2 separate regions of the Mus musculus genome follow, and region 1 is linked to region 2. A link is a loop called in an ENCODE intact Hi-C map of the cell type or tissue named here. Cell type or tissue: gastrocnemius. All regions are shown on one strand. Each heading gives the region's core, and the rest is flanking DNA. Links, peaks and the distances in the headings are about the cores only. Region 1 holds the start of Reep1 (receptor accessory protein 1). Region 2 overlaps Reep1 (receptor accessory protein 1).

What was found. Hi-C counts contacts between places; a loop is a spot of excess contacts. Peaks named below come from ENCODE experiments on the same cell type or tissue, not always from the same donor. Only the 100,000 strongest peaks of a DNase experiment are listed, where the experiment ranks them.
Region 1: a loop joins it to region 2, with 2.0 times the contacts of the local background. A loop is called at or near these places in 6 of 42 quality-filtered maps.

Annotation. Positions count from the first base shown.
Region 1 is chr6:71,694,335-71,709,498 of GRCm38, forward strand. Reep1 (receptor accessory protein 1) reads left to right here and starts at 13,347. Exons shown (of 7, transcript NM_178608.4): 1 at 13,347-13,667. The coding sequence starts at 13,636. In gastrocnemius, for the core only: no CTCF peak of the experiment used is centred there; no DNase peak of the experiment used is centred there.
Region 2 is chr6:71,790,358-71,805,521 of GRCm38, forward strand. It overlaps Reep1 (receptor accessory protein 1), which reads left to right. Exons shown (of 7, transcript NM_178608.4): 6 at 4,790-4,967. Among named protein-coding and RNA genes, the nearest start is that of Mrpl35, 26 kb to the right of the region's middle. In gastrocnemius, for the core only: no CTCF peak of the experiment used is centred there; a DNase peak (open chromatin) is centred at 6,558.

The sequences.
Region 1 (15,164 bases), core at 4,257-12,256, 94 kb before region 2:
CTACTTGTTCTAGAGCTTTTATTAAGAAGGCATGTTGAATCTTATCAAAGACCTTCCTTTCTTTCTCTTTCTTTCTTTCTTTCTTTCTTTCTTTCTTTCTTTCTTTCTTTCTTTCTTTCTCTCTTTCTTTCTTTTTGGTTTCCATTGAGATGATTGTATGATTCTTGTATTTTTTGTCCATGTATTTGGTTTATTACATTTATTTCTTTATATGTTAAAAAGAGTTGTGCATTAGTCTTCCTCTATCTCTATGTGCACATGTCCTCTGCCCTCCCCTTGACAAATAAATGAATGTAATTAAAGAAAACTTTTTTAGAAAAACCCTTATATTAGCCAAGAAAAGCCTCAGAAAACTTAATTAGTAATAAACTGTGGATTTTGGAACCTGAGCTAGCTTAGTCACAGAACTGTGAACATGCTTGAAATCTCAGGGCTGAGGAGGCAGAGACAGATGAGTTCATGGGGTTTGCTGACTGGGCAATCTAGCTTACTTGGTGACTTCCAGGCTAGAAGATGACACATGATAGAGCGCTTCTAAGATATTTAGACTCTAGATACACCTGTTCATACACACAGGGCTGGGGGTGGGGTCGGGTGTGAGAAACACTTACCTGGAGTCACAGAGAGGTTACCTTCTTCTGGAGTTGCTAACCTTAGGGGATGCCAGTCTGGGCTTCTGAGGAATCTTTCATATAGATAGAAATGTCAGAAAGAAAAAAGTTAAAAAGGTTGATACGTGTAGGGCATCCCAGTGCTAGCAAAGAAGGCATGATAAGAGAGATCGCCACCTGGTTCTTTTCATTAATTTATTCATTCATTCATTCAGCAAGCTTGTATGGAACCCTGCCATATGCCAACTATAGGGCCAGAGGTCAATAAGAGAGGCTGGATAGGATTCCCTAGCCTGCAGCAACTGAAAGAGGTGTAACTAAATACAAGCTGCTGCAAAGCACCTGTTAATGAATGAAACCTCTAGAGAAGAAAAATGGGGTGTTGGCTCTATATAAGGTGGTTGTGTAAGATTTATATGAAGCCAAGAAGATAAGAGGAGGCTCTTCTGGACCCTAAGTACAGCCATGAAAAGTACTAGGTGGGATGTCCTTTTTTGCATATCTTGGGGAAGCAGCATTAAATCTACTTACTAGAAGGCACCTGCTGTCGATCGGAACCCCATCTTATTTAGAGAAGACCTTATTATGTAACCCAGGCTTGCTTTGAACTCGCTATATAGCTCAGACTAGCCTTGAACTGAAATCCTCCTGCCTGCACCTCCCAAGTGCTGGTATTATGGCCCAGTTCTCAAGCTCCACTCTTCACTTGCTTGTCCCACACTTACTTAGAAGCTCTGTTCTGTGAAGGCACCATTTTAAGGAGCAGGGACTCAGGAACAACTGGAGGAAGAGAAACAGAGTGAAAGTCAGTCTTTATAATCTCTCACTGTAGTGGGAGAGACAGAGAGCAGACACAATAAATGAACAAAGTACAGTCTGTGCTCCCGTTCCCAGCCCGTAGTGCCATGGAGTCACTAACGAGCTAGAATCAAGGAGGACTGAGCCTTTGCTCCCAGGGGGAAGAAACATGGAGTTCAGTTCCTGTGAGCTTCTGCTCAAATTTTCTTCAACTGATCATTATTCATTCATCTAATATGCTTCTAGAAGGATTCCTTGTTTTTATCTATATATTTATTTCTTTAGCGCATGTGTGTGTGAACATGTATGCTTAGTGTGTGTGTGTGTGTGTGTGTGTGTGTGTATGTGTGTGTGTGTGTGTGCGTGTTCCACTGGAGCTTTTGAGAGCAAAGCCTGTGCTCTAGCCATCCCAGCGAGCATCCTCAATATGCAATACAGAAAGGTAAATAAGAGAGAGAGGTAGTAAATATACCCAGTGTGGCACATTGGGAAGAGACACTGATGAGCAGGTCCTCCCCCCAAGTCTGTTGTTGGAATACTCATATTGTGGTTTGGGTTTAAACTGGAAGTAAGCAGTCCTGGTCAGGATGGTCCTGCCCATCACTGACTATGGCTGTCTTTGTTCGGGTCTGTCCTAAAAGGTGGTCTGTGCGGTTGTCAGAACTGTGTCAACCTTGAGAGTCAAGCTTTTCCTCTGGGTGAAACCAGGATTCAACGCTTACTTCAGCAGGGAACTCTGTTGAGGTCTGTCTGCCCTGCATAGCTGTAGCCATTTTGTTCCATACCATCGAGGTATTTCATATTGTTGCTGTAATATTCCTGACAGTCATTTACACAGAAAAATAACTTGACTCAAAGCACGGTCACACTGACCACAACCCCTGTTATATTCTATATGTTCTGAGGTTTGTTAATCTTAAGAAATTCCACAAACATAAGCCCCACTAAGGACCAATCAGAATAAAGGTCAATTAGAACTGTTCTGTCTCAATAGCTAAAATATCTCGAGTCAGAGCTGACCACTGGACAACACTTCCTGCACCTGTGTATGAGCTCAGTGTGGTTTTGTGGGGGTCTTTCCTTTATAAGCCTGCCTTGGGAAATGTGTGTTGTAGCTCAGATAAGTTTTGAGCTGTGTCTCTGATCTGATCAGTATTAGGGTGTGCGTTCAATAAGCCATCCCAGCCTGAGATCAGTGCTCATAAAGTTTGTGGAGTGACTCTCAGACCTCAGGAGACAAAAAGACTCCTGGAGAAATGTTAATTCTTTGGGGGCCAATGTTTAAATAATTCAGTTGTTCAGTAAAAGAGCACCAGTATCTCTCTTTAGAATGCATCTCCCTCCAGGACAACGAGATGTGGTTCTTTTAAAGATGCCTTGCTTGATACACATTTTTGAACCATTAACACTGAACCTGGCACTGATATCACATGCCTGAAAGCAGCTCATTTCCACAAGGCACAGTGTGGTCTTCTCAGCCCAAGGAAACACTATGTACTGTTTCCGTGCAAGGATCAGGGGTCTTCACAATAGGCAAGTTACCAACAGAAAGGGCGAAACTCGGGAGAAAGAAAAAGCTGCAGCGCTCAGAAAAGAAGCCATTACACGGCCAGAGTAAAAATTAATGCCATCACTATAAAAATCAGGGTGGAAGTTCTTCAGAAAAATGAGAATCCTCATTTCAAACAAACAAACAACAACAAAAAGAAAGAAAAAAGAACACAGGGATGATTGATTTATGATAGATAAGCAGATGATAGATAAACAGTCTACATTTTGTATTTCTGGATGATATGTCTAATATATTTCTACATGTTTACGTGTCCTGACAGGGGTAAAGAATCTCAAACGTAGCATTTCTCATTCTTACTTTCACTCTATATAGATCTATATATAGATATATACTATATATACTCTATATACATGATAAACAGTTTTACTTGTTGGATCCTTTGTTGTTGTTGTTGTTGTAATTTTTTAAAAAAACATGTGGGTGTGTGTCTTGCCTGCATGTATGCCTGTGTGTCTTGCCTGCTTGTATGCCCGTGAGTCTTGTGTGTTTGGTGTCCATTGAAGACAAAAGAGGGAATCGGATCCCCTGGAGCTAGAGTTACAGATGGTCGTGAGTTTCCATGCTTAGGAATTGAACCCTGGCCCTCTTGAAGAGAAACCAGTGTTCCTAACCAAGGAGCCATTTCTCTAGCAGGGTTGGACTTTTGTTGATTTTAACGCTCAATAAGCAAAAGCTCTAGTTTCCTGCTACCTTGCATGGATCCTCAGATTCCTCTAATCCCACAAAGGGTTTTCTACAGTTATCTCCAGGATCCCAAAAGAACACCTCGTGCAAGCAGGAAGTCTCTCTGGATATCGGAACTTCCAGTTGTGAATGTGAATAAACAGTGTTTGGCTGTGGCTGAATGGAGAAGGTGCACTCTCTGCGAGAGCGTCCTTACAGCCAGGGTACGGATGAGGCTTGCTTATTCAGTTTGATTTAGTGGGGAGAAGGATACTGCTTAAAGGGTCTGAAGAAGAAACAGGGAGAACCTTGATCTAATGAGCCCAGAGTCCCATCCCATACACTCAAAGGGAAGGAACCTTGGACACAGACTGGGATTGCATAGTGTTGGGGACTGGAGAGAAGGCAACCTCAACTGGGATTTGCCAAGGCTCTTGGTTAAGTGACCCAGAAACTAGGGAGGTAGCCTCTCTGCGACAGGGTAGCCAGACTCTGAGGGCACCACTGGCTGCGGTAGTCTCAAGGTGTCTTAGTCAACCTTATTATTGCTGTGATGAAACACCATGACCAAAACAAGTTGGAAAGGAAAGGGTTTATTCAGCTTACACTTCCATATCACAGTTCATCGTTGAAGGAATTCAAGACAGGAACTCAAGCAAAGCAGGATAAACAGGCCATAGAGGGGTGCTGCTTAGTGGGCGACTCCCCATGGCTTGCTCAGCCTGCTTTCTTATAGAACCCAGGACCACCTGCCCAGGAATGGCAACACCCACAATAGGTGGGGTCTCCTCCATCGGTCATTAATTAAGGAAGTGTCCTACAAGTTTGTCCATAGCCTGATCTTTTGGAGGCATTTTTCTCAACTGATGCTCCCTCCTCTCTAATGACTTTAGCTTGTGTTAAGTTGACTAAAAACTAACCAGTGCACACAGCTTAAGAACAAGAAAGAAAGGCTATGCTGGGCTGTGTGGGAACTTAATAGACAGAGCTTGTCAGTTCTCAGGAGGTGTCCTACCACTGAGCTATCTCTCCAGCCCCTACACACACGAAGTTTTAAAAATCAGGGTTTCGTTTGTTTGTTTGTTTGTTTTTTTTTTTTTTTTTTTTTAGATTTAATTTCCAGGTAGTAGAATTAAGACAGTCTAGGGGTGTAGTTCAGTTGGTACAGTGCTTTGTTATAATGCAGAAGCCTTGGGTTTGATACCCAGTATCACATCAAATAGAGCTAGTAGTTCACACCTATAATCCTTGAACTCTACAGGTTCATAAGTTCAAGGGCATTCTAGGATACACCAAGAGTTTGAAACTAGCCTGGGTTACATGAGACCATGTCTCAAAAAAAGTTCATACAATTTCAAGAGAATAGTTTAAAACAATGCACATGTATACTGTGTGACTGTCACCACATGAGGACACAGATTCCTATCACGTTAGGAAGCTTCCTTGTGACATTTTTCCATTTCCCTCTCCATCCAAAACACCCAGGAGCTTTTCATCTTTCTAATTAGGTTTGTCTTTCTTAGGTGGTCAGGGAACTGGAATCAAACACTGTGTATTCTTTTGTTATTTTTTTCCACATTCTAAACTTCTTGAGGCTTTTCCACACCCTTGCATGAATCTATACAATTCACTCTCTTTGTTGCTGGGTACTATTCAACAAAAAGGGCATTCCATATTTTCTTTATCCATTCACTTGCTGCTCTCGTTTCATTTCTGTTACTGTGATCAACTACACTGAAAGAAGCAAGAAAGGGGAGAAACCATGGGGTTTTGCTTGTTCATTTGTTTTTTTTTTTTTTTTTTAAGCTCACAATTCTAGGTTACATTGTATCATTGTGGGAAAGTCAAGGTAGCAGGAACTTGAAGCAGCTAGTCATATCCACCCACAAGAGCAATGTCTTAGTTACTTTTCTATTGCTAAGATAAGACCATATGACCAAGGCAACTTTTAGAAGAATTTTTTTTGGAGGGTTACAGTTTCAGGGGGTGAATTTATGACCATCATGGTGGGGAGTATGTCATCAGGCAGGGAGACAAAGTGATGGAGCAGTGATGAAGAGCTCACACCTTGAGGCACAAACGTGAGACAGAAAGGGATTTGAATGGTGCAAATCTTTTGAAACTCCAAAGCCTATCTACAATAACATACCTCCTCCAACAAGGCCACACCTCCTCATCCTTCCCAAATAGTTGCATCAACTGGGGACCAAACATTCAAAGAGATGAGCCTCTGAGGACCATTCTCATTCAAGCAAGGAGAGAATGTTTGGGTCCGTGATTGCATTCAGTTCACTTTCTCCTTTTTAAAATACTATGGAATGGTGCTGCCCACTTTTAGGATGGATTTTCCTGTGTAAATTAACATAATTAAGGAAACCTCTCACAGCTATTTCCATATGACAATCTGATCTAGACAGTTCCTTACTGAGACTGTCTTCCAGGGTGACTTAATTGTGACAAATTGACAATTAAAACAAACCATCATACCTGCCCATTTAGTCTTTATACATAATGTGACCATGAGCATTCATGTATAAATCTTTATATGATCATATGGTTGTCTTTCTCTTAGGTAAATGCCCAAGAGGAGTGCTGTTAAGCAGTGAAGTAAACACACATTTCTTTTTTTATACATGTTTGTGTATCTTCTGATTTCTGCATTTGATGCACATATTTTAAGTTACAAGAAACTGACACTTTATATGCCCCAGTACAGGGGAATGCCAGGGCCAAAAAGGGGGAGTGGGTGGGTAGGGGAGTGGGGGTAGGTGGATATGGGGGACTTTTGGTATAGCATTGGAAATGTAAATGAGCTAAATACCTAATAAAAATGGAAAAAAAAAGAAACTGACACTCTGTTTTGCAAATGATCACAATGCCATTAACAGAGTATGGCTCCAGGCGCTCCTTGCATGTACACTTTTTATTACTGCCAGTCTCTTTTAAGCCACTCTTGTGAGTAGATGGGATATTTCACTGTGGTTTTGAAGTGCATTGCATTGCCCAAGCACTAAGCTAAGTGAGTACTTTTATTACTTACTTCTCATCACTACTTTCTGAAGTAGATAATAATGTTTTCACTCTACACTCTGAAACTATAAGCAAGCCCCCAGTTAAATGTTTTCTTCTAAAAGTCACCGTGGTCTCTTTTGAGTTCTCTCTTTACCTCAATAGAACAGTGACTATGTCAGGTTCCAACTCTTTTGTAAGAAGCCTGGAGATGGCATCTGGTCATCTGAGAAGAGATGCTGCAGTGATGAAGAGGTTAAAGATAGGCTGAAGAAGCTATTGTCTATAGTCCATAATAGGGGATGGGCCAGGAGGGTGAGGTCAACGTTCTCTGGTACTAACCTCACCTCAACCTCTGTCTTTTCCTGCTGATCCTACCAATGGTCCATGACAGCTCTGCCTCTGCCAGCAGTGCAAGGTCATCTCTGACCCACTCCTTCTGCTGAATGAATCCTGCCAGTGCCCCAAGTAGGGCCCCACCTGATTCAGGCACTGTTGCAAGAATCTGGAGTGTGTGGAAAGACTATCCTGCTGTCTTGAATCCTGTCTAAAAACAGGTGCAGTATAACTATAAATGAACACATGTGCTGCTTCTATAAGGGGACAGAGACCAACCAAGGAAAACACAAAACCCTACAGCAGCATCAAGTTTCCAATGTGTTGCTTGTGATTCCAGCAGCTACCCTGTGCAGTATAGACTTCATTATGACAAGACCCAAATCCACAGGTGTTCTGAAACAGGAACCACCAACCATGGCTCATAACACCAGGCTGAATAGTAAAGAATGTTGACCAGTTCTCAGTCCATATTGTCATCTTCCTATTCAGACACAGCCTCTGAACAACACAAAGAGGTAGTGGTCTATTGGCCATTATCCATGCAGGGTCTTACATGAGCCTCTGTTCTTTCCATCATGGAGACAGTTAACCAGAGTATTTGAGATAGTATAGATTGTGCTTTCTGCCGGCTGCTTTGGAATAGGTACTCTAACTCTCCAATATACTTGGTAGAGACTCCAAAATGCTTGCATCATCTGGTCTTAAGAACCAAGACACACTTTATGCCAATGAAGAGAAGCAGTTCATGCCAGTGACCTGTGAACAGCTGTTTGCTTGATCTGGTGGTCTCCTTCTCCCAGCTTGGAACTGGGCATGCCTTTTGAAAGATGGAGTCAAGAATGGCATCTTCTGAGCTCAGAAATGGCTGAGTATTGGCTTTGAAGAGTCTAAGGTCACCCTCAGGAGGAGACTGACTAAGCTCTTGAGATGCTCAGTCAGGATCCTGGAAACGAGTGTATACCATCCAGGCCAGCTGTGTTTCTGAGATACCCTGGCCAGGGCCAGGGTTCAGGGTTAAGCTTACTCTTCCTTTCCTCCTTTCCTTCCCCACACTGGACCAGGCCCCGTTTACTGTGGCTTCCCATGCGGCAGAATGATTTTAAACAAAAGTCAGACTCGTGTAGATGAGAACCCCCAGAGCTGTCTAAGCAATAGCCAGTTTAGTTCATGTGTCAAAATGCTCCTGGCTGTGTTAGATCTGAAACACAGCCCCTTCATTCACTGAAAATCAGGAGGGAAAGGCTTGTGGTTCACATAGATGGAAGTTATTCATTTGGTCCTTGGAAATTTGGCTCTCATAGCAGCCTATTTGATTGATCTCTATCCAGGAAGAATTACACAAGGTGCTACAGGAAAAAATGGAAAAAAAAAACTGTCCAAACTGAGACTCTCATGTATGGAAATGGAAGAGTAGGGGTGGTGTCAAGATGCAGCTTACAGTACTGGGCATGATGTCATCAACTGCAGAATGGACAGTCCAGAAGAGCATCATGGATAATGGACTGCGCTGCGGCCTGTGCCTCAGATTACCTTCAGACATGGATTGCATCCTCTAGATGCCACATCTAAAAAAGCAATACATGGAGAGATGAATAGTGTACCATGAAGTCAACACTTACTCTGAGAGAAACCCAGTAACCATAGAAAGAGATGTGGGGTACTGAAATGTTTCAGAGTCAGATGAAAACTTTAAGGAAAGGACTAGTTTCCCCAAGGCCACTATCTTGTTATCTGTGATTGGATCTGAAACCAGTGGATTGGAGCCAAAGACATGAAGGTCAGAGGTCATTTTTACCCTCAAGGTGTTGAGAAGGTAGAAAAGCTAGAACAAGCTGGGTGTGGTGGCGCACACCTTTAATCCCAGCACTCGGTAGGCAAAGGGAGGTGGATTTCTGAGTTCGAGGCCAGCCTGGTCTACAAAATGAGTTCCAGGACAGCCAGGGCTACACAGAGAAACCCTGTCTGGGGGGGGGGAGAAAGAAAGAAACAAAGAAAAAGAAAAGCTAGAACAAAATTGTTGCTGGCACTGCAAAGGCACTCATCACCTATCTGCAGGACCCCCAGGAAGTGACTCAGAGCCTTTATTGTAACAAGTTCTGTTATAAGCAGCTCAAAACAGGTGTGATGAAGAAAAGAGAGAGGGGGGGAGGAATGATATGCTCAAATGTAGACATGATTCCATACAGATTTTAGAGTTATAGACAAAATAAAGTTATAAATCAAGTTATTTTACCTGAGACTTGAAGTGATATTAGGCACAATAGTGAGATAGGGTTCTCTAGAGGATCAGAACTTATAGAATATAAGAGAATGCTGACTAATCTAATATACCTGCCTACCACTGTGTCTGGTATATATATATATAATACTGCCAGTGAAGGAATGGTTTTGGTAGGTGAGAGCAAGCAGGCAAAGAGAGAGTCAGCTTCCTCCTTCTGTGTCCTTTATATAGGCTACCAGCCAAGGGTGTGGCCCAGATTAAAGGTGGATCTTTCCCCCTCAAAGGATCTAGATTAAAAGTGGATCTTCCCACTTTAGATGATTTAAGAAAAAATAATCCCCTCACAGTCATTTGGGTCTTAGTTAATTCCAGATGTAATCAAGCTGACAACCAAGAATAGTCACCACAGTAAGGAATGGGTATTAAGATTAATAAATAACAGAAGGTGATTTGTTTATGGATCTGGAACATTCTAACTCTTTACAACCACAAAGTTCTACAAAGCCAGACAGCCTTGTAGAGTCTTTAATATATGTGTGACCTTTTATTCTGGGAACTAGTTCACAGGTAAATGTAGAAGTATATTCTTTCTGTTTTCAATTAAAAAATAGTAGGGAGAAATTTTGGCCCTAACTTATGTCTGGTAATCACCCACAAATTAATTAAGGTAGTAAAGACATAAGAGGAATTGCAATTTCTCAGGTTAGGATATGAGAGGTTCATTCTCAAATACAAAGCAGCAAGCTGTCAGAAGATAGAGGAGGGAGCAGCAGAAATCACGCACTACACAGCCCTTTGTGAGCCCTTTGTGAGAAATTTAAAGCAAGCCAACTGATAGTGGCATGAGAGTCCCATTGTCTAGAAGACAACTCTTGCCTGGTCTCAGCGTTTTCCAGGGCTACGGCCAAGGACATCTCTGGGATGGAGAGATGCGGTATGCAACATTTTTGCTCAGAGAAACGGAATGCAACAAAAGTAACTTTCTTCCTGTCTCGGTTCTCTCTCCTGCTTATCACTCAGCCTTGCTCTACGGAACAAGATCTCCTGACTGTTGAAGAAAGCCTGGGTGGTTCCACTCAGCTTCTAGCCTATTCCTCCAGACTCAAGAGTTCCCTTTTAGTAATGGAAATGTCCAGTGGAGCACAATAATCAAACCCATGTTTTCCATTTACCTGCAAAGCTTACCCATCACGCATGCCCAAGAAGGAAACAGCATGGGGCAGCACTCCACTGTCTTCCTCAGGATACCTCCTCAAACCATAGTTTTTGAGAATTTAAACTTTTTTCCCAACACAGAGGATTGAACTCCAGGCCTTGCACATAGTAGGCAAGCCTGCTACTGAGCTATCCCAGCCTTTCCTCCTAAGTGTGCTGTTGTTTTCCTAAGGGTCTCACTAAGTAGACCAGGTTGGCCTTGAGCTCTCTCAGTAGCCCAAGCCAGCCTCATCCTTGCAAGCCTCCTTTCTCAGCCTCTTCAACAGCTGGAACTATAGGCCTAGGCCTGTGCTCCCAAGGCCCTGGGGAGCTGCACTAGTGCATCCCTCTACCCCTCAAAATGGCTGATAGGTCTCCTGGTCTCATTAGTGTGTGTGGTGGAAGAACATGGAGAGAAGCGTGGGGAGGACTCAGAAGATCCTCCTTGCTTGGTTGTCTTGTTGTGGTTTTGGAATATGTATGATGTGTATATGGTGTGTATGTGTATGGTATGGTGTGTATGGAGTGTGTGTGTGTGTGTGTTACGTATATGTACTTCTATGTGTATGGTGTGTAAATCAGAGTTAAACCTCAGCTGTCTTTCTCTTCACCATTCACCATGTTTGGGGCACAGGGCCTCTCACTGGCCTAGAGCACACCAAGTAGTCTAGGCTCTGCTTGTCCAGCAAGCCCCAGGGATCCATTCTTTGACCTCTGTCTCTGGATTACAAGTTTTTATTTGTAACCCAGCTTCTAGGGATCAAACTTAAGACCTGTGCTTGCAAGGCAGGTATTTCAGCGACTGAACATTGCACAGTCCTTGCTGGTTTTTAAAATTTTTGTTCATTTTATTGTTCTTATTATTATTACGGATGTACACTGCGGTACCAAGCTTGTCTGTGGTGTTTTGTTATTTGAGATACAATCTCACATTTGTAGTCTAGGCTGGCCTCAGACTCATGACCCTGCCCCTTCCTCAACCTCCCAAGTTCTGGTATTACAGGCATCTATCACCGTGCCTGGCTTGGCCTTAGGGTATCACTGTCTGGTAAGTTTTCCAAGCTTTTCTCTGTTTAATTTTATAATCTCTAGTAAAGTATGGTGAGGCCAGACAATTAAGACAGAACTTGGAAAGAATTCAGGTTTATTTTACTTGTTTTCATCCCTAGAGAGAGCACAAACCATGTAGGCCGCTCAGCTGAGCTTACCACAAGGCAGCAGGAAAGAGGGAGCCATAACAAGGGAGTACTAGGAAGGCAAGGCCAGGCAGGTTTATGATTTCCTAATCTGAGTAACTTCAGTGGGCACTGGAACACAGAAGCATCTCTGGCAGCCTCCCACATAGGTGTATTGTGGCCTGCGGTATGAGGGTTCTATAGAGGAAGTGGTTTGGAACATGAGATTCAATAGCTGCCCAAAAGCGAAATGACCAACCTCCAAATGCTTCAACATTACATTAACCCCCTCTATATCACAAGTAGTTTATGGGTTTTTTTTTGAGACAAAGAAGACATACAGACAAAGAGAAATGAAAGAAGACAACTCTCTCATAGCCCCTTAATTGTCAGAAAGTATTTTCTATCTGTATGTTCATACACTTAAGGGGGGTGAGGGAGAGAGACTGAGACAGACTTGGAATCATGTAGTCCAGGCTGGCCTTGAACTCCCAAGTAGCCATGAATGACTTTGAACTCGCCTTCCTGTCTCCTCCTCCTGAGGGTGAGTGTTACAGGGTCAATTACCACGCCTGGGATTTGGAATGAGGGGGTTGGGATGGCCTTAGGATACTAGCCTGGGCTCCTGTTTCTACCTCCCAAGAATTGGAGTCATAGGCACATGTCACCGTGCATATTCTATCATATTTGAAGGCACTGCCAAAGTCCAAAGTCACCTTGCCTCTGCAAGAAGCCTCATTGGGCAGAGCTCCTTTAGAAAAAGCTATAAACTAGGTCTCTACAGAATTTCTCACACTGGGCACTGAATTTTACACAACTGAATATCTGCAAAGAAGAGCAGGTCACTGGAACCTAAACTACTGGAGGGAGGGAGGGAGCAGCAGAGCCCAGGGATAAAAAGGACAAAGGCTTTCAAGTGCTATTGAAGTTGGTTCAGGTCCATCCTCAGGATGAGCAAAGCAAGTCACAAAGCCTGGCTGCAAAATTTAAAGGGACACCATAAAATTCCGTGATCAAGACAAATCCTATATGATGCAATATTTTAAAAATGCATTGACGTGTTGATACTGAACGCGGTTTCCATTTTGCCCAAGATGCCACATGGCTCTGTTAACACTGCTGGGTCATGATGTATGATGCCCTTCGGCTCTCATAGCCCTCCGAGCTGAGGCTGGAGGACGAATCAAAGACAGAAGTGAATGTATGGACAGGGAATGTCTGAGGTGTGGGTCTGTGAGACCGCTCCCCTAGTGCTTGCCGCCATGGCTGATGATGGCCCGAGCTATCACCGGGACAACTGCATTGAACTGACTCCTGCATGTTGACCTCTGACGTGTGTGTGTGTGTGTGTGTGTGTGTGTGTGTGTGTGTGTGAGAGAGAGAGAGAGAGAGAGAGAGAGAGAGAGAGAGAGAGAGAGAGAGAGCTGCAGTAGAAACAACTGAAGGGACACGCGGTGACTGGTGATGGGGTTGCAGTCAAAGAGATCGAGTTGGGACACTAGAGCTGTCAGTAGGCAGACACTTGCTGAGATGTTGACTTATGGGATGCTAGTTGAAGGCTTCAGGTTTCTCCTGAGGCTAGCGTATTATCTAAGTGAAGAATGACAGAACCTCGTCTAGACAGGTGTAGGCAGGATTTCAAAGTCCAGATTCAGACCTCAGTTTCCCCACTTCACCTAGTGAAGGTGAGGCAGCCCTCCCTGGGGGTTCGGAGGCCCAGTGCACTGAGCCACCGCACCACACGGTTTCACAAGGAGGGCGGAGGAGGACCCGCCCTGGCTGCAGCTCTGGGGCTGGGACGATCGGAGCAGGGGCGGGTCGCGCTGGTGCCCTCACCGCTAGCCGCCCAATCGCCGTGGGCCCGCGGAGCCCCTGGGGGCTGGGGCAGCGGGCGGAACGTGCCGCGGCTGCGCCAACGCGCGAGCGCGGGGCCGGACCGGGCGGGTGCGCTCAGTCTGGCGGCAGCGGCGGTGCACAGACAGACAGACGTGCCGGGAGCGCAGCACCGCCCGCAGCCCAGCAATCCGGGCCGCGCCAGCCCGCCCGCCCGCCATGGTGTCGTGGATCATCTCCAGGCTGGTGGTGTAAGTGGCCTCTTCTCCTGTGTCCCTTCTTCCCTTCCCTCCCGATCCCCATGTCCCCTTAGGGCCGCGCGCCCCTGCGAACCACCAGCCCCGGGTCGCTAGCTATTAATACCCGGCGGTCGCTAAATTTAGCAGGTACAGTAGCTGCCTGGGGACGCGGGCAGCGCGAGGCGGCGTAGGACGCGCGACGCTACAGACCCATGGGTAGCCGCGGGCGCAGGCGGCGCCTTGCAGGGAGACCGGGGCGTGGGTCCCCGCACGATGGTGGAGTTGCCGGGGCTGGGCAATGGGTCTCGCCTTCTCTCTGTTGCTTTGTTCCATTCCGGGTGGGGCGGATTTGCAGAGGCCCCGAGTGGGTGCTCCACGCGTTCTCTCTCCTTTGGAAGAAAATGCCTTGGGCTCGCCTGCCGCCGCGCTTTGTCGGGTGAAAATGACATACAGTCCAGACAAGCCAGGGGCGCTGCCTGAAGGGGTCATCGCGGAGATGAGTAGCCAGATGGAGGTGGGGCACTCAATGAAGTGGGAAAATACTCCTTTTTAGGTTTTTCAAATAGACAGAGGCAAAGGCAGGTGGCAAGTACATTAGTGTGCATCTTGGAGTAGATGTCTTCCTTCCTCTTGCCTGCTCTCCTTTGCAGGGGTTTGAGAGACAGGGGCAGGCATCTCTAGGAATGCACAGGGAAATTTCCGAGTGACAGACAGCACCCCTTCCCCCCACCCCCCAAGGGCGGTGGCAGTGATACCTCCCAGGCGGTGCAGGAGAGCAGAGTCATCTGGGGTGAGGCCTGTATGAAGTCCTTGGGGGATGTGTGATGGGGACTTTTGTTTTATTTCCAATATTGCCTCTCACCTTTCTTACCTGGATCTGGAAGATTGATTTAGCACCTGCTTAGGGGACCTGGGACTGAAATGGGTCTGGGGGTGGGGGGGCTTGGATGAGGAACACGTGCCCAGCATTTTCTTTGTCTAAGAAAGAGGGGCTATTAACTCCCTTTGACAGTGCAGGGCACACACATCTCTTTTCTCCTCTTCTGAACTGATTTGCAAAGCCATCCAGGAGAGCCGTCTTTAAAGTCCTGGCCATTGTCTCCCAGGCATCATTCTGCCCATTGCTCCCAAAGCCCATCAAGTTACTCCACAAGGGTCTCTCCAACAGCTGTTGTCAGCTGCTGGGGGTTTGTTTTGTACCTTCAGGTGGCATGTGAAATATTTCGATTTCTGTGGCATGGCTGGCATCAATAATAGGGAAGCCACCGGCATGCCTTGCCACGCCTCACGCCTGACTAAAGCTTGTCTTCTCTGCAGTGTCAGTTTCTTTCCTGGGGTCTTTGGATTTGCTAGTGACCCCTGGAGGACCTCAGGGCGGGGCCATGGAGCACTTGCTTGCCTGGTGGGCTTTCTCTGTAAGTCCTCAACCAGGATCATGCAACCATTCTGGTTTTCTTGTCATCTCCCACATAGGGGGTAACTGAAAGGGGGGACTAAGATGTGGGATGT
Region 2 (15,164 bases), core at 2,555-10,554:
GGTCTGGGAGTGGAGTAGGATGGTAAACACTTCACTCAGGCAGCAAGATGCTGGGTGTCCATATGCTTATTCTTTCCACACTGACACCTAATGCGTGTCAAGTGGAAAGGGAGACGGATGCAAGCCTGCAATAGGAAAGGAAGCTGTAGGAGGGGAAGGCCAGCAGACAATGTCCAGCATCAAGTACAGTTGCATGGAGAACATGGGACAGGTCGGACGCCACCGAGAGCAATGTCGCAGGGAGTTTTCATTGTCAAGAAGTCGTTATCTCAAGTGCCACTAAGAAAGGAGAAATTGCTTATGAAATGGGGACATGGTGCCTTTCACTTAGAATGCTTACCACTTCTTACTTAAAACACTACTAGACTGAGAGTTTAAAAAACAAAACAAGGGGGCTGGAGAGATGGCTCAGTGGTTAAGAGCACTGACTGCTCTTCCAAAGGTCCTGAGTTCAAATCCCAGCAACCACATGGTGGCTCACAACCATCCATCATGAGATCTGATGCTCTCTTCTGGTGTGTCTGAAGACAGCTACAGTGTACTTAGATATAATGATAAATAATCTTTAAAAAACAAACAAAAAAAAAAACTACCTTTGTTCACAAAATTAAAAGGAGCCCAGAATCTGACATGGTGGTGCATGCCTTTGATCCCAGCACTTGAGACGCAGAGGCAGGTGGATTGCTGCTAACCTAGTTGTTCAAGGCCAACCTAGTCTACATAATGAGTTTCAGGACACTCAGAGCTCTGTAGAGGTAGGTATCTAGATATCTAGATATCTAGATAGATAGATAGATAGATAGATAGATAGATAGATAGATAGATAGATGATAGACAGACAGACCAGGCTAAGGTCCTCTGACTTACACACACACACAAATATACACATGTCCCAGTACACCTGCATGCAATCCATATGTGTGCATATTTAAAAGAAAAAGAATAGCAGGGTATGGTGGTATATCCCTTTAATACCAGCACTCAGGAAGCAGATACAAATAGACCTTTATGAGTTTGAGACCAGACTGGTCTACATAGTAAGTTCCAGGCCAGCCAGAGCTATATAGTGAGATCCTGGAGAAGGGGGCAGTGGGAACTTAGAAACATATTTGAATGGTTGGCTCTCAACCACAGAATATATTTTACCTTGGCATTGTTTTTTGGAGACAGGGTTCCTCTGTGTCACTCTAGCTATCCTGGAGCTTGCCCTGTAAACCAGGCTGGCCTCAAACTCAAGAGATCCACCTGCATCTGCCTCCCAAAAGCTGGAACTAAAGGCATGTGCCACCACTGCCAGGCTATTATGCTTTTTCAAAAATACAAAGCCAGAATTGTTTCCCCAGTTGAGCCCAAATGTGGCAGCCAGAAGATGTTCCAGAAGATGACAGCTCCCAAATAACAAGATGGGGGTTCTCCCAAGCACAGCTCAAGTAGGCCTCCGGGAAGGTAAATAGGAATGAGGTGGAATAGCCTGAGCCGGGCTAAGGGGTTTTCAATGAGAGGCCTGTTGGTTTCAGACCAGCTGTTCCGATTTGTTCTCAGGGCTCTTGTTCCCATGCTTCTGCGGTTCCCTCCAGCACGGGACTAGTTTGGTGCTGAGCCATCTTCATCTCCTCTCTCCTAACCCTTGACACTCAAAATCTTCCTGATGCTGGTGATATTGGAGCTACCCTGGCTGGGCTTCTCTGAATGAAAGTGAGCCACTTGCCAAATGGGCATGTCCTGCTGGCTGCTGTTTTCCCTCAGAATGTTTGCTGCAGAACATTTACAAGATCTGGGAAATGTTGATGGAGTTAGTCCCTGGCCGGTTTTATTTGGGCTGGGGGTCATGAAAGCCCACTCTGTCCTTTTGGCCATGCACTGTCTTTTCTTTCACTGATTTCAGTGGCCAACTTAGATGTGACAGGCAGTAGCAGCACCCATCATTTAGTTGGCTCTGGCTTGCTCTACACATGGGTATCTTAAGGATGAAATACTTTACACTTTTATAGATTAATTGTTCTAACTATAGATATTTGGTTATTTAAATCATTTTCTGTTTGTGGTTTATGTTTGTTGTTGGCTTTGGGGGAGTAACTTTGCTGCTGGAGATAGACTCAAACTTGTGACAGTTTTCCTGCCTCAACTCTTAAATGCTGGGATCCCAGGTCTGAGCCAACATGCCTTGTGTGCCATTGCTGTTAGTTTCCTTGAGATATGGTTTTTGTATCTTTGGTGAGTTAAGAATTGGCCTGTTTCACTTTTCAGTGTGCCATCTAACCCTGTGCTAGCCCCTTTTCAGTGTGTCATCTAAGCTTGTGCTAGCCCCTTTTCACTGTGCCACTTTTCAGTGTGCCATCTAACCCTGTGTTAGCCCCTTTTCAGTGTGCCATCTAAGCCTGTGCTAGCCCCTTTTCAGTGTGCCATCTAACCCTGTGCTAGCCCCTTTTGCTTGCCCCTCCCCAGCTCACTCCTTCTGTTGTGGTTGCTTATGGTTTTCTTGTTCTTATTATTGTTATAATTTTTGAGATTATAATATAGTTATATCATCTCCCTCCTTTCCTGTTCTCCTTCCAACCTCTCCCATGTACCCCCACCCACTCTTTTAAATGCATGGCCTCTCTTTAATTATTATTACACATGTGTATAGGCATTCCTAAATATGTAACACAACCTGCTCAGTTATTGTTTTATGCCCTGGCCTTCTTTTGTTCCCTGTCACACTCAGACCTTCCATTTTAGCAAGTGGCTGTGCTTTGCTCATCCGTGGGGATAGATTTTTTATTACTGAATAAAATGAAACGGCTTCTCCAGCCCCCTCCGGATGGCGAATGCCTCTGCCCTGCGCTTGAATGCCTCTGCCCTGCGCTTGGCCCCTGCTCATTTTCCTGCTGCAGCCCCTGGATCTGCCATGCATTGACTGCTAGGGCTGCCATGTCTGCCCTGCCTTGTTATTCACAGTCCCTGAACCACGAGGCCCCACACTCTTCCTTCATTGTGAAAATAAGACACATTGCCACCCTGATGTCCCAAATTCTCTGGTTCCCACTGGCTCCCCCTGTATTCTGAGCACACTCGAGTTCATTGCCTGGCAGCTGCTTGCTCCCAACCCCAACACTATTCTCAGTAACACCAGTCTCTCGCCAGCCTCCTAACCCCACTCTCAGGTGCCCTTGCCCAAACAAGTCTCTCCAAACTTCATGTACTGTTTGTTTGTTTATTTGTTTGTTTTTAGCCCACTCAGTCTGCTTAGTGCATGGGTATAGGACCAGCTACGAGAACATGAACCTCATTCATCAGGGGCCTCGTTCCTGTAGAAAACTGGCTTGAGAGATGGCTCAGTGGTTAAGAGTATTTGCTGCTCTTCCAGAGGACCTAAGTTTGGTTCCCACCATCCATGCCTGTAACTCCAGCTGCAGAGGATCTGATACTTCTCCTGGCTCAGCCAACACATGCACACACACACACACACACACACACACACGCACGCACACACACACACAAATAATCATAAAAAACTAACTGACTCCCCACCCCTGCCTGCAGCCATCAGTTGCCAAGAGCTCCTTGGCAAGAATGGGGCTTCCATGGATTTGGTCAAAACACATTAAACACGTGTATGAAAGTCTTGAATAATAAGTTAAAAAATAAAACTATATGAAATAAGATAAAATCAATTCTAAACAACAAGATTTATCGAGCCTCTCTCCTGCCCTGAGGCACACCTGCAACATCCAGCTCTCTGTCTTCACCTTGATTCTTTCTCTCCACACAGACCTGCCACTCAGGACCAGGTAGTGGAGGGAAGATTTGCTTTTCCAACCCTCTAACACATTAATCTTGCTTTCCTAAACAAAAGAATACATTCACACTGAGATCCACTCCACAGCCCCGTCAGCATATGAAGTAGTTACGTTGACAGCAGAGGGTTGGGTTTTTTTTTTTTTTTTTTTTGGTTTTTTGTTTTTTTTAATATCATGTCTTCCTTCCTGACTCATTACCTTTCTTTCTGGTATTTATGTGCCCGTGGGTATGGCATGTGCCATATGAGTAAGTGTGCTTGCTTTGTTAACCATCTCAACTGCACAGAAATGTTTTTAAACCACTGCTGGCATGCATTAAAACAACACTGTCTGCCTTCCATAGTGTTAGGAAGAAGGACGGGGTGCACAGACTGTTAGGTTTGGATTTTATCAGCAGATTTTGAGAACTGGGGAAAATGTGGCCACATATTTACTTTTACTGATGGGAAGCTGAGGCCTCCAGCCAGCTCTGTCGAGTTGGGACTGCAGTGGCTGGGGATGTCGCTGAGGTGGCAGAGTACCTGCCTGACATAAAATCCTGAGTTTGAGACCTTCCATATATAAACCAGATGTGGTCCCCCTTGACTGTAATCCTAGCATTTGGGAAGTAGAGGCAAGAAGATCAATTCATGATCTCCTAACAGGTATATTCCAATACTGAGAAGCAGCAAGTTCAAGGCTAGCCTCAAACACGTGAGACCCTATCTCAGACAACAAAATGGGGACTGGGGGAACTGCAGAGGATTGTCATCCTAGATACAGATTTCCTTTTGGGGGTGTCTGAAAGAGAGAGGGAGCAAAAACTGAGCCCCAGAAGTGGCCCTAGAATACATGTCACCTGTCAACAAGTATACCTGGGACCCTCAACAGAGGTAAACCAGGGCTTGTTTCTGCCTTGTCTACTCTCAGAGCAGGGTCTCTTAGCCTTTGTCACATCTCATGTCCCCATTATGGTCCAAACGCCTATGGTTAGGCCTCTGACATATGCTCTCCTGTGTTGTGTCCAGGGACAGGGTGCCTTGTCAGAGAGACTCCGGAGCTTCAGCATGCAGGACCTCACCACCATCAGGGGTGATGGTGCTCCTGCTCCCTCGGGCCCTCCTCCACCAGGGACTGGGCGGTCCAGCGGCAAACACAGCCAGCCCAAGATGTCCAGGAGTGCTTCTGAGAGTGCCGGCAGCTCGGGTAGGTTGTTCCCTGTCCCTTTGATCATTAAGAAGCACAGTGTTGGATGGCACACAAGGTGTCCCTTGCCTCACAAACCTGTCACCAACAGAGTCATTTGTTGGATTGTACCAGGCCAGATGAGGAACGCATCATCGAGTGGGCCACTCAGAAAGCTGGGCTGGGGACTGTGCCTTGGGCAGGTTAGGTCATAAGCATCAGATAGTTGCTGCTCCTTCATCATTGTCTGAGGAATCAAGGTGTTGGGTGCTATACCTGGGTCAAGTCTGGAGCAGGAACAAGTCTGGGCCTTGGGAGTCCTTTCTATTCTCCTTAGCCCCACACTCAGGTCTCATGACCCCCTTCTCCCACTCCCCAGGCCTGGTGACACTGTGGGCCTCCCCTCTCCCCGAGTAGTTCCTCTCCTCACTCTGCACTGTCTCCAGTTCATCTCCGACCACCTACTCCCTAAGCGTGCTCACATCTGCGACTACCAAGGACCACACTGGGCCTGAGGTTCCTGGGGAGGCCAAGTCCTTTCAATAACTGGAAATCGACCTCTCATGGTTAAGCACTTGGCAGGAGACTGCCCATATGGGGCTTAACCCTGTTTAATGTGTGGGATCTTGGGCCTGTCTTCAGAGGTCTCAAAAGGTTTGCGTGAAACCCAGCTGTGTAGGTTGAGGTGTGAATCCAGTATCTAATCTATCCATATGGACTTGGAGCTTCTGGGGGGGGGGTGTCAGTGTATGGACGGGACGCTGTCAGTTTCCAAGATGGACTCTTAGAAGATGACAGTTACTCGGGAGCAGAGCCAAAGCTGTTGATAGAAAATGGTGGACAGCAGGACGTGTGGAGGAGGTGCCAAGTCATCACCTTTACCCTCCTTGTAAAAAAGAACTAGGATTTGGGCTGTTTTGGAATATGTATTATGTACCCAGTGTCTTTCCTGCCCTTAAACATGCAGACCAGGACCTCCAGGGCACTCGGACCCTTATTGTGTACTGTAAGAGGCACCTCCAAAGGCTCTTGGGCTCTGAGGGCTTGCACATGGCGTGGACCATCAACCCTGCTTGGTACCCCTCAGCTTCCTCTCTACTCAGGACCTGCACCACCCCTAGGTTTGAAGGTCGTATATTTTAAGTGGGAGATGTTTACCCCCTAGAAGCAGGGTTGCAGGACTGGAGAGGAGGAACGTTGGCTATGAGGATTCAATTGGAATAAGCAGTCAGAGTGCTCAGGGCTGTCCATGCCTGGTGTCAGTAAGCAGTAAGTAAAGTAACCACTGTTGTAAACCCTGTTATGTCTTCATCTCATTCAAGAAATCACTTTAGAATCCTGAAAGGGTTCAGGAGACACAAGGGCTTCTCTCTCTGTGAGGCAGTGTGAGCCCTGATTCTGGAATGGCCCACACCAAAGTTGAAAGGGCAGGCAGGGAGTCCTGCTTTGGCTAGGACGTGAACCCAGATAGCCCTGCAAACCTGTCCCTTTAAGAGTCTATTTTTGCCATACAGGAGAGAACCAAGTAGAGGCTGCAGGCACAGAGAGGTCACGCACTCTGCCAAGGCCACACAGGACCAGAACCTGGGCCTCCTGCCCAGACCTCCTCTTGTTAGACTTTTCAGGTCAGGGCTCAGAATGAACTGAGAGGAGCTTGGCGGCATCTCAGAGGTGATGTGGATGTCTCTGAGGCCGGAAGCGGCTTCCAGCCCAGCCATGGACAGGGAAGGTTGGGGGTGCTTTGTTTTGATGCTGGCAGAGGGGGGGAGATCCTTTGCCACCCTGAGACCTCCCTTAAGAGAGGGAGGTGCTGGCCTGTGATGGGGAGGCCAGGGAAGGTAGCACTCTCCCCAGCTGCTCTGAGCCTAAATCAAAAGTCACCTCAGACAGAAAGATGAGAGCCCACTTCCTCCCCTCTGCTCTGTGTGCCACCAGCCTCAGAACTTTTCTCAGAAAGATGCCTAAGTCACAGCAGAGTATCTGACCTTGTGCAGCTCCCTGTCCCTTCAGCTTTCTCTGGAGGAATGGCCCCACCGTGTCCTAGACATCTTGTGTCTTGGGATTGTGAGGGGAACGAGAGAGAAGAAAATAAAGACCATTTTCAGACTTCTAATGGGAGACAGGAGCTGAGACAACTCAGGTTGAGGTAGATAGATAGATAGATAGATAGATAGATAGATAGATAGATAGATAGATAGATAGATAGAGGTAGATAGATAGATAGATAGATAGATAGATAGATAGATAGATAGATAGATAGATAGATAGGTAGATAGATAGGTAGGTAGGTAGGTAGGTAGGTAGATAGATAGATAGATAGATAGATGAAAGCCTGGGGGAGGGTTGGGACTGCTCAGCTGGTTACTGCTTACTTTGTAAGCATGAGAACGGAGTTTGGATCCCCAGAGTCTGTGTAAAAGCCTGGCGCTGTAGCATGAGCCTGTAACGCCAGGGTACTGACTGGAGGGTACTGACACGAAGATCCTGAGACTTCGTCCAGGTTGATGAGCCAGTGAACCCCAAGTTCAGTGAGAGCTCCTTTCTCAAAAAAATAAAGTGGCAAGCAAGACAAAAAAACCAACATCAAGCTCTCACCTCTACACGCACAAGCCGGGGTGGGCTCACCTCCCACACACACACACACGCACACACATATATACACACAACAATACACATATTATACAAAAGAATATAGAGTTTGCAAGAGCACAGTTAAGCAAAGGAATGTGTGTAGATGTTGGAGTTCATGCTCCTTGAGGAAGGGGAGTTAGTGAAGTGCTGGATAAAAGCAGTGGCATGTATGGGTCCAGGAAACAGAGGATGGTCTGAAGAGAACCAGGGACATGAGCGTTCGGCCCTGTGCATCCCAAGGAAAGAAATAAAGGTCGGGCAGTGGTGGCACATGCCTTTAATCCCAGCACTTGGGAGGCAGAGGCAGGCGGATTTCTGAGTTCGAGGCCAGCCTAGTCTACAGAGTGAGTTCCAGGACAGCCAGGGCTACACAGAGAATCCCTGTCTCGAAAAACAAAAAAAAAAAAAAACAAAAAAAAAAGAAAGAAAGAAAGAAAGAAAGAAAGAAAGAAAGAAAGAAAGAAGAAGAAGAGAAGGAGGAAGAGAAAGAGGAGGGGGAGGGCGAAGGGAGGGGGGAAGGAGGAGGAGGAGAAGGAGAAGGAGAAGAAATAAAGGAGAAGGCAGGACCTCCACTTGCTTGCCACAGGCCTAGCACACACATGGTCCTGCACGTAGGTGAGCACAGCACATCATCCAAGCATTGGGAAGCAGAGTTCTTTGATGCCACCGTCAGCACTCAGGGTGAGGCTGGGCCACACGCCAGAGCTGACTGACCCGCCTGGTGTTTGCCCTCTGACTTGAAGGGTTAGGGCAGGCAAGGGGCTGACTGCCCTCTCTGCAGACTGAACAGAGAGGGAGGGTTCACACATCGAATGGCTGCCACTAGCTACCAGGAAGTGTCCATGGAGGTGAGAGACTTCTATAGATTCAGAGTCACTGGGTCAGCATGGATTTAGTGAGCACCTACTATAGTCTAAGAGGTTTCTCAGAGGATTCGCTGAATCAAAAGGTCTAGGAGAGGTTTTGAGGAGGGATGGTTATTCCCAGGAGAAACTTAAACAGCTCTCACCTCCTTAGAACTACGGGAATCGGGGTCTGACCCTAGAGGCAGCTGAATTACAGATGATCCCGTTCAACACTGTAGTGTCTATAAAGACCGCCCTCTTCCTGGGCTTCCAACTCAACGGAATTCTCACCTTCCCCTGGGGCCTCCCTGGTTGCTGGGGCCTGGTTCCTGTTGAGGGGGGGGGGGCTATCTCTGACAGCGCCCCCACCTGATCGATTCCCACAGTGTGTACCTGCTGCTCCACCTGCCGGACCCGGAAAGGTGAGTAGCCAGCCTGCCTGCAGCCTGCTGGATTCAGCTTGCTTCAGGGGTCGCTAACCAACTGCTGGACTCTGACCTTGGGGCTCCCTTTCAGCTGAATGGGTCAGATGAGGGACAAGACCCTTAGGGGAAGCAAAAATAATGTCTTAACATTTCTGTGGCCAAACTTCTGGAGAAGCGGCAGTCAGGATGCTGGCTGGGCTCAGTCACCTGAGGGTGTGACTAGACCTGGTAGATCTATCCCAAGATGGCTCCAGGGGCCACTGCCTGGAGTTCCTTACCATCTGGGTCTCTCTCAAGCTCTTGGGGAGTGCTGAAACATCGCCAGTGGCTTGGCCCAGAATGAATGGTTCAAGAGAGAGGCTAGGCAGGAAGCCATCATGACCTTTAATGACTTTGCCTTTGAAGTCAAGTTAGCTCTCGGTCTGTTTGATGGCCATGAGTCACCACGGAACCTGTGTTCCATGAGAGGAGAATTATCCAGCCTCTTAGAAGGAATGTTAGAGATGTATGTGTGAATCTTTAAGCCAACATATAGCAGTGCACACCCAGTGCAATGGGTCCTGAGGACAGAGGGCCTTGCCATGACCCTCTGAAGGGAGGAAGCCCTGAGTTTTTAGGGGATTCTACCCCTACTAAGAGTGCTCTGGCTTGCCACTTACTAGCTGCGCAACTTTGTGTGAGTCACCTAACTGCTCTGAACCTGTGTTTTCATCATAAAATAGAGATAAAGGTCCCTGCTTTCCTCCTTCCACTATAATGGAAATGGCTGTTAAAGGGGCTTTTGAAGGGCGACTATTATTTTATTATATTCTTTATTTGTGTATAAAGGGTGATATGTGATCATGCCATGGCCTCTGTGTGGAAGTCAGAGAACAACTTGGGAGAGTCGGTTCTTGCTTCCCACAACATGAGTTTTAGGAAGAGTCTGTCCTTGCTTCCCACAACATGAGTTTTAGGGACCAAAAACTTGGCGAAAGGTGCCTTTACTAACAGCCATCTCTCTGGCCCACGGCTACTCTTTTTAAAGGCTGTGATAGCCAGATGAACCCAGGATTTTGGGTCTCCCACTTCCAGATAAAACCCCTTGATGTTGCTGCTGGTGTATGTGAGTGACGGCTGGTGGAGCTATGGCTCTCTGGGGCCTGCTATATTGCTCTTACAAGATGTGCCTCCACTTTGCCTGAGGGAGGGCACTGGATTTTGAAAGCCGTAAGTCCAAGACAAGTGACAGACAGGAGCACTAAGCGGGGACACAGTGGGAGAGCAGCATTCAACCAGTCTTGGGCAGCCCATGTCCAACTGGGGCCTCCCAGGCCATCTTGGAAGCTGGGGACTCCCATTGGTAGACACTGGTAGACTTCCTAGTTCCTGGGAAACAGCTCTTCGTTGTCCCCAGATGGCCATGGTCATGTCTGTCCCCCATTCTACATGATGAGTTGTAAGAACCATGAGCCAGGACAGCATCACCCAGGGACCAGGTTGGTTAACGTCCCATTCTTTCTGATTCCTGCCTCTAAGATACCTTCACCTATGAGGACACCAGTAGTAGTCCAAGTCTATGTAGCAGACAATTAAATCAGCAGACAGTAGGGATCTACAGACTCTGCAGACCACTGCAGCAGGTGTCTAGGAATGGATGGCATTTGGAGGAGTGGAGCAGTAGCAGCAGATAGCTGGAAGCATCCAGCGGGGATGGCTCTGCTTGGAGTCTAGGCCTGGTAGCTTTGGCTCAAGCCTTGGCTTTTGCATTCCCTACTCTCCTAAGGTCCTGCTGCCAACCACTACTCTGGAATCTTCTTCCTGCCCCCTAGAGCTCCTTGCAAGGACCCAATCCATGATTCCTCCACAGTGGGAACCTCTATGTCCTTAGGGACAACTCTCCACTTTCTGGGTCTCCTTCTCCCTTCTGTAAGGTGGAAGGGATGGGTTAGTGTTTCTGTGGTCCCTCTAGCTCTCTGCCAGTGAAGGGCACTCTACTGGAAAGTGCTGGCAAGTGGGCTTGACTCACAGCAGGGGCGGAAGCTGACTCTCAAGCTTCTGCGCTTTGAGAGGATTGGGGGTGGGGGTGGAGGTGGGTCCTGTGGAATGGATGGTGTTCCGTTCAGAACATGGGAAGGTTCTAGTCATCCTTAGAGACTGAACTTTCTAAAGGATTTGCAAATCCAGGTCTTAATTCAGATAGTGGAGAAAGGAGAATTGGGAATTTGGGGGCTGACAGTCACCTTACAGGGCAGCAACAGCCATAGCGTTAGAGTTCAGAGCCCAGCACGCAGCAGTTGTTAGTCAGGTTCTGTTCTAATCTATGCCTCCCAGACACTAGAAAGTTCTCTCCCTCCCTCTCTGCTTCATTCTGATTGTCAGTCGGCTCCCTGCTGTTTCCTGCATAGTTCTGTCTCTTTGGAGAATCTTCCTGTCCACCACCTTTCCTCCCCTTTTTTCTCTCTTCCTCCCTGAGCTGCCTGTCATCAGTCAGAGAGGTGTATCGGGCCCTTTTAAAGTCAAGTCAGCAGGGCATAAATTTAAGTACACGCGGGTTTCGTTCCAAAGCCCCTTCTCTAACAGGTTGTTCTTTTCTTCCTCCTTGGTGACTGCTGGGATCCTGGATGTAAGTGTTCAGACAGGCATGTCCCGTCAGCACATCTGCTGCCTTGCATCACTAATGTGTGCCGTGTGGGATGTATGCTAACCTGGGTGTCGTGCTGCACTGTGGGTGGGTGGCTCAGCGCCTAGGGCTGGCAGATCTGTTCAGGTCTTTAAAGGACTGAGACTACCCAGCCCCTCCTTTCTATCCTCCAGTGCTGAGCCGACACTAACACATGCAGGTGCCCGATTGTGGAAGACAACAGGGACCCCTGTCTTTAAGTAGAAACCATCGACCTTGACCCAACCATGACAGTTCAGTGAGCTCCAGGCTTGGGGTACCTTTGCTAAAGGGTTGGGAGGACCTCTTATGGGAGAGCATATATCCACACAAGTTCTCAGGGTCTTGGAGTCTTAGCCATTGGGCAGAGGACATATTAGATCACAAGTCTATGCAAATCTACAGATACACTCTGTAGTTTCCTGCCCAGTCACTTGTCCTTGATTATCAGATTAGTACCACTCCTCAGTGTGGACAAATCCAGTGTGACTTATTTCTTATTTACTCTGCTGCTTGTTCCAAAAAGTATATGTGTGTATGCACGTATGTATGAATGTATGTATGCATATGTGTATCTGTATGTGTGCATGCATGTGTGTGTGTGTGTGTGTGTGTGTGAGAAACAGTGAGCCAAAGTAAGAAAGTGAAAGTGGGAAGTGAGAAGAAAGGAAGATAGGATCAGGAGAAAATTGTAAATGCATGCTGCCTGGTCATTCCTCACACCCTGAAGAGGGAAATACAGTTAACCAGCGTCCATGGTGCATTGGCACTCAGAGGCATGGCTATCCCAAGAGTGAGGCAGATTATACAAACAAGGGACTAGGGACTTGGCTGAGTGGTAGAGCATCTGCCCGGCATGTGCAATGGCCTGGATTTGATTTCCATCATTCAGAAAAGTAAAGATAAGACAGTAAATACCGGGGCTTGAGAGATGGTTAAGAGAGTGGTTAAGAGCACTGACTGCTCTTCCAAAGATCCTGAGTTCAAATCCCAGCAACCACATGGTGGCTCACAACCATCCGTAATGAGATCTGATGCCCTCTTTTGGTGCGTCTGAAGACAGCTACAGATTACTTGGATACGATAATAAATAAATCTTAAAAAAAAAAAAAAAAGATAGTAAATACCAACAGCACACTTGGCAGACACACAGGACCATCCTAACAATTGGGGTGTTTTTAGGCAGGGTTCTGTGTCTCTCTTTCTGTCTCCCAGCCACCCACACTGGCCTCCTGTGCTCCCAGCCTCTGCCCAGATCAGGCCAGGCTTCTACTCCTGCCTAGATATCTGTAATGATCGCCACTCCTGGGAGTCACAGAACTACTTCTTTTCAAACTACGCTTCTTGTTCAAGGTTGCAGTGGGAAGCATGCACAAAGCCCTGTTAAGAGTTTCAGTGCCGAGATGGGCCCTGATTTTTGTTTCTTTCTTCGTTTTATTTTGCTTTTGTGTCTGAGACAGGGTCTCCACACTGGAGCCGAGACTAGCCTGGAACTCACTTTGTGGCCCAGGCTAACCCAAAGAAAATTTCTGCCTCCGTTTCCCAGAGTTAGGGGTACTGGCATGCATGCCCACCTATGAGGTGGTTATCATTGTGGTTAGTGTGTGGTTTAGATGCTCAGCCTCAGGACATTCTGGTGGGCAGACTGAGGAATTATATACCCAAGGATCCTGCGGTGTCTCTGGGTTATCATAACAACTGGCAGGGGAAAACTCTTCATTTAAGGGAACAGCACACACCTGTTCAGAGGTCTAAACTCAGCTAGGATGAACTCATCCTGAAGATGTAGGTTTTTGAGGGGTGGAGCTAGCCAGGATGCTTCTGCATTTTTACTTTGGCCTGAGAGCCTTGGGTCCTAACTAGGTCTGGACCTTATTCTTCTTTCCAGACAGGAGGAATCTGTGTCTAGAGGGATGTCCTGGTTAGTGAGAGCCATGCTCCAGTGTGGAGCAGAGCTGAACTGTCTAAAATGACAACAGGCTTCCATTGAGATCACTAGATGATCCGGACCAGCTGAGTGCCCAGGCCTTCCTCAGACACTCAGAGGACAAGGGATGAGCAGCCACAGCCCCACAACTCAGGATGTTTTCTGCTGAGACACTGTGGCCCACAAGAGAACCAGGGCATATGGCAGGAGCTGCAGGGTATAGATTCTAGGCATTATCTGGGGCTCAGGCAACTTTGGAAGACCAGAGTGTTCAAGAAAGGTGGCATTACTGCTCTCAAGTTCAACAAGCTGATTTAGGCAGGGAAGGACAAGAAAGCAACTATACTCGGAGTAAACAGTCTGCGAGAGGCACAAAGTGAAGAAAGAAAGAAAAAAAAATCAAGGCAAATTTATGATGTCAGGCTGACAAGGCTCACACAGCCTGAGCAGATGGCTCTCCACCCACGGCTCAGCCCTATAAGGCCGGCTGACAGCAGCTATGGGCTCATGCTGCCCTCTGCTGGCTGCTATGGAGCACTGGAAACTGGAAACACGAAACACTCTTAGTTGCAGCTTTTAGTTAATTCCACAAGGACTACTGTTACACAGCAACTAGCCCGTTCTGCGCCTGAATAGGATTTTAGAAGCAGTAGCAGGGTGTCCCAACAAGAGCTCAGGAGTCTGTATGTAGACGTCAGAGTGGTGGAATCGGATGAGTTGTGGACCCTCTAGCTCTATCTTCTGTAACTCTGGATGAAGACAACATACCAAGAATAGAACTATGTTCTGGATGAAGATAACAGACCAAGAATAGAACCATGTGTCCGTGGATTCGAGATAAACTGGGTATAGCAGAAAGTAATTTGCATTCTGCCTAAGCTAGGACATTCTGGCTCAATGACATGGCTGCATTCAATGGGCCAACTTAATTCTGGAGCTTTGCCTATAGCTCATTCAAGTTTCACTGAAGTAAGAATCTTGCTGTCGCATGGGGGTGGGGTGGGAGATACATTCAGATTTTGCATCTTTATGAGGGTCCTCTTCTATCTAGCACCAGGTATTTTGAAATGAAAAATCTGCATCCATTAGGTCTCTAGGCCTACATTTTACATACTGTCTCTTCCAGGATGCCTGGTGCTGCATAGACAAGGGTACTGCACTGTCAGCATCTCCTGTGTGTACGAGTTAGAAAGCATCACCCCTCGGAGGCACAGTTCTTGTCTTCAGAGAAGGCTATTTCTGTTGTCCACTCTTCCATTGTCCAGTCACAGATCTAAGAACAGGGCATGGCAAGTCTCAGAGTTAAGGAAGTGTCTTCTATCCTCCTGGGAGCTGTTCAATGGCTTCTGAGTCTGCAGTTGATTCTGTACACTCTGCTAAGGCTTCCACTTATACCTTCACTTTCCTGAGTCCCCCCTAAAGACAGTACGGCTTCTTCAGATAGGGGGCCCTGGCTGTCCTAACAGGTTTGTTGTGCTGTGTACCTAATCACCCTTCCTGCCATCCTTGCTCCCTTCCACACTGACCCCTTCTCGCTGTCCTTTGTCTCCTTTGTTAGATGGACATTAAGTGGTTGAGGGAGATGTGAATGAGGGTGGTGTGAAGTCATGGGAGCCCCACCAGGTCCGAAACCCACTGGCGTTTTCTGACGAGGAGGAGGAGGACCTGTTGGAGTTCATGTACAAGTATAAGGCACCGAGGAGGAGCGAGTTGCCCCTGGAGGTACATAGTGTCTGGGGGTGTGGGCTA